Linked DNA regions of Homo sapiens: region 2 is linked to region 1. Evidence: chromatin loops called from intact Hi-C (ENCODE). Cell type or tissue: right lobe of liver. All regions are shown on one strand. Links, peaks and the distances in the headings refer to the core of each region. The heading gives the core; the rest is flanking DNA.

Region 1 (5,363 bases), core at 122-5,121:
TATGGCAAAGGTCAGTGTAAATGGCATCACACTTTGCAACCGTAGTGTGTTGTGGACCTGTGAGCAGCTGGATTTGATGGGGAAGCCTGGTTGTGTTCTGCAACCTAATCTGCGGTTTGGTGGCAGCCGACGTGCCGCCTCCGTCACCATTCTCCAATGAGTGCCAGCTGAGCAAGCCTGGTGGGGAGGCAGGGGGAGGGGAGCCCCACAGCGACTCTGTGCCATGTCCCCTAGAGCCATCCTCCAGCAGCAGGGCTCACCCGTGGATGCCACCATCGCGGCTCTGGTCTGCACCAGCGTCGTCAACCCTCAGAGCATGGGCCTGGGCGGAGGGGTCATCTTCACCATCTACAATGTGACAACAGGTGGGCCCACATGTGAACTGCCATGGGGAAGATGGGCTTGTCCACACCACTGCGTAACCCCTTCTCCAGCCAGTCCCATCAACTCAAGCCCGTTTCTGGGTGTTCTTGGGCCCCCTGCCCTGCCCCATTTGCCTCAGCTGTGCAAAGCCCTTGTGTCAACTCCTGTCCCTGTGTTAGCCCAGAGTCCATCTCATAATGCAGAGATGGAAACTGAGGCCTAGAGCAGGCCAGGGGCTGTCTGCAGGGTCCATGACCACTCACCTGCCCTGCCCTACTCCAGGGAAGGTGGAGGTCATCAATGCCCGGGAGACGGTGCCGGCCAGCCACGCCCCGAGCCTGCTGGACCAGTGTGCACAGGCTCTGCCACTGGGCACAGGTGACGCCCCATGGAGGTCCCCCACTCCCACCCCCCAGGCCACTAGGACTAATCAGAACACCCCCGCAAAGGAGCAGCGCCTCACGGACAGGCTGTGACTCCCTGGCACGGGGGGACACGGAGCCTGTGGGGAACCCCCAGCCCCAACCTGCAGGGATTGAGAAGGTCCCCCTTGGGAACGGGCTCTCTGAGGTGATCCAGGGAGAGGGACCAGGCTGGACAAAGGCCTGGAGGGTTCAGTGGAGATGGGTTGGCGGGGCAGGGTGGGGCTCCTGGGGCCAGTTTGTGTAGGGCCCCTTGGGCTTGGCCATGGACTTTGTGGGGAGCCACAGGTGATTTGAGCAGGGAGGGACGTGGTCGGGTGTGGGCTCCAGAAAGCTCACTCTGGCTGCTGTAACTGGGGGGCCACATGTAGGGGTGATGGCAAACCTGGGAAGGCCTGGAAGCCACAGGGTTGAGAGCTGGGATGTGCCATGCAGGGGCCCAGTGGATCGGGGTGCCCGGGGAGCTCCGTGGCTATGCCGAGGCCCACCGCCGCCATGGCCGCCTGCCCTGGGCGCAGCTGTTCCAGCCCACCATCGCGCTGCTCCGAGGGGGGCATGTGGTGGCCCCTGTCCTCAGCCGTTTCCTGCACAACAGCATCCTGCGGCCTTCCTTGCAGGCGTCAACCCTGCGGTGAGCCCCACATGGTGGCCCTGGGTTCCTGGGTTCAAGGCCATATCCTGTCTGGGCCCAGTCCACACCCCAGCTCTGCCTCAGTCCCTCTTACACTGGAGGATTGACCCTCGGGGTGCTGGCCAGGACAAAGAGTACTTTTCATGGCCCTTCCAGCTCCCCGTGGCAGAGCCTAACTTGGGGTTAGGCTGCGGGGAGTTTATTGCCCAAGTGATAGGACTCCAAGGTGTGGATTTGGGCTCTGCCACCCGCCCTGGGGCCCCGGCCTCCTTCTTCCTCTCTCTGGCATGGCAGGAGGGCTTCAACTGCCACTCTCACCTGCCCCACCCAGCCCACTGACAGGCCCTCCCAGGAGTGAGATGACAGGCCCTAGGTGGACCCAGGCCCCACTGGGAAATTTGCCTTCCCTGGACCAGGGCCATGAGCTGGGTGAGTGGTGTCAGTCCCACCACCTCCTAGAGAATCAGTTCCCCGGTGTCCACCCCAGTGCCTCGGGACCCTGGGCCAGGGCGCCCCCCACTGTAGGGTCCTGAGGACTCCACCCATGAGAGCCCCGGAAGAGTGTGGCTGCCTCTGGGACCTGGCCCCACCCTGAGGCTCCCCCCACCCCCCAGCCAGCTCTTCTTCAACGGGACAGAACCCCTGAGGCCTCAGGACCCACTCCCATGGCCTGCACTGGCCACCACCCTGGAGACCGTGGCCACAGAGGGCGTGGAGGTCTTCTACACGGGGAGGCTGGGCCAGATGCTGGTGGAGGACATTGCCAAGGAAGGTCAGCCTCCCTGAGGTTCCATACCCCATCCCTGCTGGAGGAAGAGCCAAGTTCTGGGCACTGGGGGTTGAGGGCAGGCTCCTTCCCAGGCCCTGAGGGAGTGCAGGCAGTGCCCGGGACCCCGAGAGGCCATGCACCTAGCTCTGCCGGCCCAAGGACCCCTGTGGTCCAGGACCTCAGAGAGCAGAGCCTGCGGGTTAGGGCCAGCAGAGGGGCGTTACCGATGGTCACGGCAGGTCTGGGTAGCCGAGCTGACCATTCTCACAGGCTCTCATAAGCCAGCTCCCTCTCCCATCTTCCCTTTCTTTTCCCCAGCCTCCCTGCCTCTGGTCTCTGTCCACCCCTCCACGCCTGGCCCCAAGGGGCCAGTCCTGAGGCCACTGCCTACAGACCTACCATCATCCTGTGTCCACAAGGCAAAAGCATGAGTGGAATCCCATTGTGTGACCTGACAGCAGTGGCTATTCCTCCCCGCCTCAGTTTCCCATCTGTTCATGGAGCCCTCTCCTTCTCATCCCAGGGAGCCAGCTGACGCTGCAGGACCTGGCCAAGTTCCAGCCCGAGGTGGTGGATGCCCTGGAGGTGCCCCTGGGGGACTATACCCTGTACTCACCACCGCCGCCTGCAGGGGGTGCCATTCTCAGCTTTATCCTCAACGTGCTAAGAGGTAAAGCCCCTGCCCAGAGCCCTGGCGCCCACCCCCTCCCCCGCACCCCCGGCCCCCGGGAACTCAGACTCCAAGCCCAAGCCCAGCCAAGGCCCAGCTCAGCCTCCTCCTCCATAAACCGGGTTCACAGATGCACAATATGAAGACAGAGCTGTGGAAACCAATCAGGATGGTGGGTTTTAGAGCTGGCCTCCAGCTCGACCCATACGTGAGGCTTTGCTGAAGGGCGTGATATCATTCGTCCAGAGTCCTCCTCCCACTGGGTGACCAGTCCCAGACACAGAAGCAGGTGGGCTGTGTGGGTGGTGAGCTGCCTGTCAGGGGCGTGCACCTGGGGGAGCGAAGCCAGCCTAGCCCAAGGCAGCCTGCAGGGGGGTTCTGGCAGTGCTGAGGCCTGGGGCTGCCTGCGCTGGCTTAATATTAGTGTCCTGTGTCTGCCATTACAAATCACCACAAGCTTGGTGGCTTAAAATAACAGAAATGTGTCCTCTCACAGTTCTGGAAGCCAGAAGCCCGATATCTAGGTGTCCACAGGGCTGCATTCCATTGGGGGCTCCAGGGGAGAATCTGTTCTTTGCCTTGTTGACCTAAATAAAAAACAGAACAAGGCTCTCAAAGAAAATGATGTTTGTTCCAGAGTAGGCATCGCGGTAGGAATACCCATGCTAGGGTAAACTATGTGTGTATTCAGGGAGGTGAAGGAAGACAAAAGTTTTCAAAGAGAAAATGAGGAAGATTATATAACTTTTTTGTTTACAATCAATGATAATTTATTGTACATTTTATTTTTTTCATTGCATTATTATTATTATTATTATTAATTATTGAGACGGTGTCTTGCTCTGTCGCCTAGGGTAGAGCACAGTGGCACAATCTCGGTTCATTGCAAACTCTGCTTCCTGGGTTCAAGTGATTCTCCTGACTCAGCCTCCCAAGTAGCTGGGATTACAGGCATGGGCCACCACACGCCGCTGATTTTTATCTTTTCTTTTTTTCCTTTTTTTTTTTTTTCTTTTTAGACAGAGTCTCAATCTGTCACCCAGGCTAGAGTGCAATGGCACGATCTCAGCTCACTGCAACCTCTGCCTCCCAGGTACAAGCAATTCTCCTGCCTCAGTCTCCCAAGTAGCTGGGATTACAGGCGCTTGCCACGACACCGAGTTAATTTTTGTATTTTTGGTAGAGATGGGGTTTTGCCACGTTGGTCAGGCTGGTCTTGAACTTCTGATGTCAGGTGATCCGCCCACCTCGGCATCCCAAAGTGCTGGGATTACAGGCATGAGCCACCGCGCCCAGATGATTTTTATCTTTTTAGTAGAGACGGGGTTTTACCATGTTGGCCGGGCTGGTCTTGAACTCTTGACCTTAACTGACCCACTTGCCTCAGCCTCCCAAAGTGCTGGGATTCCAGGCGTGAGCCACCTCTGCCTGGCTATTTTATTTTTATTTCATTAGTTTTTGGGGAACAAGTGGTGTTCGGTTGCATGGAAAAGTTATTTAGTGGTGATTTCTTTTTTTTTTCTTTTTTTTTTTGAGATGGAATCTCACTCTGTGGCCCAGGCTGGAGAGCAGTGGCATGATCTTAGCTCACTGCAACCTCTGCCTCTGAGGTTCAAGCAATTCTCCAGTCTCAGCCTCCTGAGTAGCTGGGATTACAGGTGCACGCTACCAAGCCTGGTTAATTAATTAATTTATTTATTTATTTTATTTTTTTAGTAGAGATGGGGTTTCACCATGTTGGCCAGGCTGGTCTTAAACTCCTGACTTCAAGTGATCTGCCTGCCTCAGCCTCCCAAAGTGCTGGAATTACAGGCATGAGCCACCGCATCTGGTCTTTAGTGGTGATTTCTGAGATCTTGATGCACCCATCACACAAGCAGTGTACACTGTTCCTAGTGTGTAGTCTTTTATCCCTCATTCCCCTCCCACCCTTCCCCTTGAGTTCCCAGAGTCCATTAGAGCATTTTTCTTTTCCTCTGAGACAGAGTCTCGCTCTGTCGCCAAGGCTGGAGTGCAATGGTGCGTCTCGGTTCACTACAAACTCTGCCTCCTGGGTTCAAGCGATTTTCCTGCCTCAGCCTCCCACGTAGCTGGGATTACAGGCGCCTGCCACCACAACTAATTTTTTTTTTTTGTATTATTAGTAAAGATGGGGTTTCACCGTGTTGACCAGGCTGCTCTTGAACTCCTGACCTCAGGTGATCTGCCTGCCTTGGCCTCCCAAATTGCTGGGATTACAGGTGTGAGCCACCATGCTGGGCCCCATTATATCATTCCTTCTTTTTTCTGGAGATGGAGTTTTGCTCTTGTCACCCAGGCTGGAGTGGAGTGCAATTGCGCGATCTCAGCTCACTGCAACCTCTGCCTCCCGGTTCAAGCGATTCTCCTGCCTCAGCCTCCCGAGTAGCTAGGACTACCCATGTGTGCTACCATGCCCGGCTAATTTTTGTATTATTAGAGACAGGGTTTCATCATGTTGGCCAGACTGCTCTTGAACTCCTGACCTCA
Region 2 (5,363 bases), core at 160-5,159, 42 kb after region 1:
AAAGGGGAAGTTTTCCCTTGGCCCCTACATTATGGTGTCCAGCATATGACATTTTATGGCTACTTGACATCGGTTAGTCTAGAACCCACCTAGCAAGTGGCGTCAAGGTGGGAGTGAGGCGTGACTGCTGTGACACCCCATCACATTTCAGTGCCTCTCTGGGCCTGATAATTAAAGGGGGCTCTCGTTCCTCAGATAAAAATTTCTTTTTGGCCGGGCACAGTGGATCATGCCTGTAATCCCAGCACTTAGGGAGGCCGAGGCAGGAGGATTGCTTGACCCCAGGAGTTCAAGACCAGCCTGAGCGTGCCTGTGGCCCCAGCTACTTGTGAGGCTGAGGCAGGAGGATCACCTCAGCCTGGGAGGTTGAGGCGGCAATGAGCTATGATCGCACCACTGCACTCCAGCCTGGGTGACAGAGTGAGACCCTGTCTCACAGAAGAAAAGTTTCTTTCCCATCTCAGCACCAACTAACTGCTTCAACAAATGGTCCCTGAAACATATTAAGGCTTAATCACAAAAGAAGTTTATTTCCTGGTCCTGGAAGAGTAGTGGGTGGGTGATCAGGTCAGCAGGGACTTGGTTGGCATGACTTCCAAAGTCAGTCATCCTCACATCCTTGCAACAAAGGGAGCTGGTGAAAGCCTGAAGGGGTGCCTGTGGGAAGCCGCACTCCTCCACGATGCCTCCTTGACTTCCCACTCCTACAGTGCGCTGCACCGACCCCCCCGCCTCCTCCTTGGCAGCATTGGACCCTGAGGACAGGGGTGTCCTGATGGGCCTAGCAGAGGTCTGGCCCACAGCAGGCACTCGGCCACCCTGGGGCTTGCAGAAGGAAGCAGCTTGGCAGAAGAAGGGGTCCCTTGCTCCCCAGCTGTGCCTGTACTGTACTGTACCGAGTCAGAGCCCTCCCTGGCCCCCAGATCAGCCGCACCCACTGTGCTCAGCCAACAGGAGACCTAGTGGGAGGCTGGAGGGCAGGGGGCACAGAGAAGCCGGGCTTCCCTACTCTAGCCAGCAGGGGACCTGCAGCTGGGCTGTCACCTCTGTGACTCCCCTTGGCCCACAGGCCTGCGTGACGCCCGCTTCCATGGGATCTGGGCCTGGCTCCCATAGCACATTCCTTCCTCCCTTTGCCCTTCTGCCCAAGGTGGGTCTTAGGATCCTGCTGGTACCTCATCGGCTCCTGTTTGACCCCCCCAGCTCTCTCATCACCTGTGTCTCCAAAGCCCTGGATTACCATCTGCCCCACTCTGACTGGTACCACCACGATGGTACCGGCCATTGGGTGACTCTGATACTCCATCATTTCAACCCTACTGTAAGCCACCCGCAAGCTCCCATGGCTGCCCGTCCTGCAAGCCCTGGGCTGCTATTTGGGAGACCATCTCCCTGAGGCAGCGGTCCCTGCCTTTGATGTCTCTAGAGAGTCTGCACCGGCTCCAGGCCTTCTGCCTTTGCACAGGCCCTGTCTCTATCTCTTTCGGGCCCCAGGAAAAGCCCCTGGCAGGTGGTGGGGCTTCCCAGCCTGGCCTGCCCCTGGCACTGGGAACATCTGATGTCTGGGACTGGGGCCACAGACAGGGCACCCTTTCTCCTGCTGGAAAGGGGAGGTGGGGGGGCAGACCAAGGGCCCATCCTGGAGGGAGACTGGTGGGGGTGGGGGAGCCCGAGGCAGGCCACACTTTGCTCTTAGGATGAAATCTAAATGCCTTGGCCTGGCAGGGGAGGCCTTGGCTGGCCCCCACCCCTGTCATTCCGCAGACATGACTGCACTTCTCTTTCTCTGAGCCTTTGCATAGACTGCTCCTCTACCCAGAACCCCTGTCCATCTGGAACCCCTGTCCAACCAATCAGAGCTCTGAGAATCCAACCTGTTTCTTGACCTCAGTTCGGGGGCTGCTCTTGTCTGGGACACCCTCTAGTGGACCTGATGAGCTGCCAAGCTGCCCCTGCCGCTCTTGGGCCCCCTGAAAACCTGTGCCCGCTCCCTCATGTCCAGGCCTTGACCCGGAAACTGACCTCTCACCCACTGACACGTGGCCGGCCCAGGCCTGGCGTGGCACAGGGGTGCGCTGGGGATTCAGACAGTGGGAGGGGAGCCCTGCCTTACCTCATCTGTAGGGAGGAAAGTACCTGCCCAGCCCGCCAAGGGGCTGACCCTCAGCCCCACCATGCCTGGAGGTGCAAACCCAGGGGAATGGGGAAGCAACGGAGTGAGCTCTAGAAAGAGAGAAGGCCAGACCCCATTCCCCTCCGCTAGCCTCCCGCCACCCCTGCCCTGCAACCCTCAGCTCGGTTCCCGCACACGTGCCCCATCATGCACATTCACCTCCTCCAGGAAGGCCTCAGATGAGACATGTCTCTGCCTCCCCAGCTCTCCCATTCACCAAGGGCAAGGCTGAGCAGGTGAGAGGCCTGGACTCCCACCCCATGGTCAGTGCCCGCTGAATGACCTGGGGAGACCTGTGCAACCTCTTCAACACTCCTGAGATGCGGGGATGACCCAGGTGCGGGGAGGCGGAGGGGTGGGCTGTGCGCAGACCTTGGCTGCGGTTGTGACCAAGTCGGCTGACCCAGCTGCAGGGCAGGGCTGACTGCCCTCCCAACCTCCTGCCACCCAGACTCGCTGTTCCTATCCTCTGCTGCCCCTATATGGCCACTCCCAGCGCTGCAGGTCACACTGAGGCGGCTCAACTCCCCACCCAGTGTTCTCTACCTGGCCCCCAACTTCCAGCCTCACCCTCTCCAGCACTTTCTCTGAGACCTAAGGGGCAAACCCGACCAATGCTACCCTGCCTGAGTCCCCATTCGGGACCCTCTCCACAAAGGTTGATGGACCCTGGTCATCCTCCAGCTGCTTCCAGGTCTGTGCCTCCATGCCAGGCCCCACAGGAAGCGCCGACAAAGAGCTGCTCAGGTGGGCCACCGTGGCCTGAGGCCTGGGCTCTGTGCCCAGATTCTGGACATTCCTGGGCTAAGGAGCCTGGGCGCTGGTCTCCTGAGGACTTGGAACTGATCCTGCCAGCGACTGCACCCAGCCAAGGAGCCGAGGCTGCAGGGCAGTGCTTGCCAGAGCACGCCAGGGCGTGGTGAGGGGGTGGCACCTCTGTTGAGGGAGGGGTTGTCCTTCTCCATCTCCTGAGTGACCCAAGTGAGCCCTGTGCTGTGTTGGCGGCCTCCCCACCCCACGAGGCGGCCACAGTTCTCCATCCCACTGCATACATGGAGAGAGAGCCTGGGGAGGGAGCATCCCCGGCAACCTCGTGGAGGAAGCAGGCAGGGCTCAGACCTGCCTCACTCTGGATACTGTTGGTGGTGACCCCGGGAGGCGGTCATGGAACTCTCCAGAACCAGGGCGCAGCATGAACACCAGGAGACCAGGGAAGGAAACAAGGCGCTTGTTTTCTCTTTGCACAGGCAGGGAGGGTGTTCCTGAGTGACCTTCCAGAAGAGTTCGAAATTATAAGCCTGGAGTGCCGAGGGAGGCCTCTGCCGCTGGGGGTCTCGCTGTCTGCTTTGGGGTTCTGGGGCCTCTCCTTACCCCATCTGGGGTCCCAGGATGGGCCCAGGGGTCCAGGAACCAAGGCAGCACTGCACTGGTGCCCGCACGGTCCGGGAGCAGGCCTCCGTAGATCAGGGGTCAGGGGCCCCGGCATCAGGCTCTGGGGAGTGAGGTATTGGAATCTGAGGCTCAGGGGTCAGGGGCCCCGGCGTCAGGCTCTAGGGAGTGAGCTATTGGAATCTGAGGCTCAGGTGTGGGAGTGTCAGGGCTCAGGACATAGGTATTAGAATCCCAGGGTATGAAGTTTCAGGTTTGGGGAATTAGAGCCGTGAGTATTTGGGGAAGAGCACGGAGCGCTGCTAGCACGGGGCTTGGGTGTTGGAACACTGGGCCTCCTGCCTGGGGTCTGAGATGACAGAGTAGGGGGTTAAATGCCCAGGTATCAAGTATCCAGGTCCCAGGTGTCTGGTCCTGGGGATGCGGGAGTCGCAGGACTGGGCTGCCTGTTCTCAGGAGTCTTGGCCTGGTGCTCACAGCCAAGCTGCTCCCATCAGGGCTGTGCACCCCAGACGTGCCTGCAACAGAAACGCAGTTAGAAGTAGCCTCGGTGGTCCCACCGGCTGTCTCGGGGTCTTGGGAGAGGGGCTGGGGGGTCTCACGTGTTGCCCTTCCTGCGGCGCAGCAGCACATAGACGAGCGCAACCGCCGCCACCACCGCGAGGCCCCCAAAGATGATGCCCAACAGCACCGCGTAGCTGCGTCCTGGTGAGGGAGCGAGTGTCAGTGAGGGGGCTCTCTGGGGTGGTGAGTGGGGACAGGTGCAGGCAGGTGTATGAGCAGAGTGTCCTCACCTGGCTGGCACTTCGGGGTGGGTGAGGACCAGGTGCCGTCAGCCTGGCAGGTGCTGGTCTCTGCCCCGGCCAGGCTGTAGCCGTTGTCACAGTGGAAGTAGATGGTGGAACCCGCCAGGTACCTGTTGCCCTCCTTTTGTCCGTTGGGAGGTGGGGCCAGCCAGCCACAGGACACCACTGGGATGGGGACAGAGTGCAGACAACAGGCCTGAGCTGCCATGCATACACACATCTGGCCACCCCGGGGGGTCCTGTCCCAGCTCCCCGCCCACCCCCACCTGCCCGCCCTCACCTGGCTGCAGGCTCTGCATGCGACGCTGGTGCAGCTGGTGGGCCACCCGAGTGGCAGTGCCCGTGCTCAGGCTCCCAGTGGCTGCCACATCAAAGTTGCAGAAATGATCGTCCCCACATAGTTTGGCTGCCTCTTGTGCCAGGCTGGGGTTGAGGGTGGTCTCACTGGGGAAGAGGGGCTCGAAGGTGGGGTCGTGCTTGGGTTGGTACAGGAAGTTGTGGACCAGGAACCAGGAATCGTAGGTGAGCAGGGAGGACGCATTGTGCACGGTCCCTGGAAGATACATGACCGGGGCCTGGCTGGGCATGGCTCCCTTTGGTCCCCAAGCCCTGCCCGTGCCATGTTTCCAGTAACCCCCACCCCGTCTGCCCCATATACTCCACGGTCACTCACAGTTGGCCCCAAACAGGAACAGCTCCTGGGGACTGGTGCCTGGGGGCAGGACGCGCCCGCTGTGCAGGGTGAAGTCGTCGGTGGGGTCGTTGTTGAGTGTCCCGAGGAGGCCGTGGGTGTGGGTGAGGAACTTCTCAGGCAGCAGGACGGACACACTCAGGAACGGGCCCTGCACGCTGACCTCCAGGCCGGCCCCTGATGCCAGCATGATGGAGACCCTGTCCCCGGCAGCCACCGACAGGAACATTCCTGGGCTCAAGGGGGATGCATTAGGGTCACCCGCTGTGAGCATCTTGTCCCCTCCCGCAGCCCCAGGACAGGG

What was found. Peaks named below come from ENCODE experiments on the same cell type or tissue, not always from the same donor. Only the 100,000 strongest peaks of a DNase experiment are listed, where the experiment ranks them.
Region 2: a loop joins it to region 1, with 2.9 times the contacts of the local background. A loop is called at or near these places in 92 of 110 quality-filtered maps.

Annotation. Positions count from the first base shown.
Region 1 is chr22:24,228,876-24,234,238 of GRCh38, reverse strand. It overlaps GGT5 (gamma-glutamyltransferase 5), which reads left to right. Exons shown (of 12, transcript NM_004121.5): 2 at 235-365; 3 at 646-741; 4 at 1,221-1,416; 5 at 2,031-2,188; 6 at 2,709-2,855. Among named protein-coding and RNA genes, the nearest start is that of GGT5, 14 kb to the left of the region's middle. In right lobe of liver, for the core only: a CTCF peak has its summit at 2,794 (motif pointing right); a DNase peak (open chromatin) is centred at 2,778; H3K27ac peaks cover 1,719 bases.
Region 2 is chr22:24,187,129-24,192,491 of GRCh38, reverse strand. SUSD2 (sushi domain containing 2) reads right to left here. Exons shown (of 15, transcript NM_019601.4): 11 at 5,042-5,290; 12 at 4,649-4,921; 13 at 4,357-4,533; 14 at 4,165-4,267; 15 at 3,386-4,080. The coding sequence ends at 4,056. Among named protein-coding and RNA genes, the nearest start is that of SUSD2, 8.3 kb to the right of the region's middle. RefSeq lists an enhancer at 2,278-2,919. In right lobe of liver, for the core only: a CTCF peak has its summit at 2,652; a DNase peak (open chromatin) is centred at 2,631.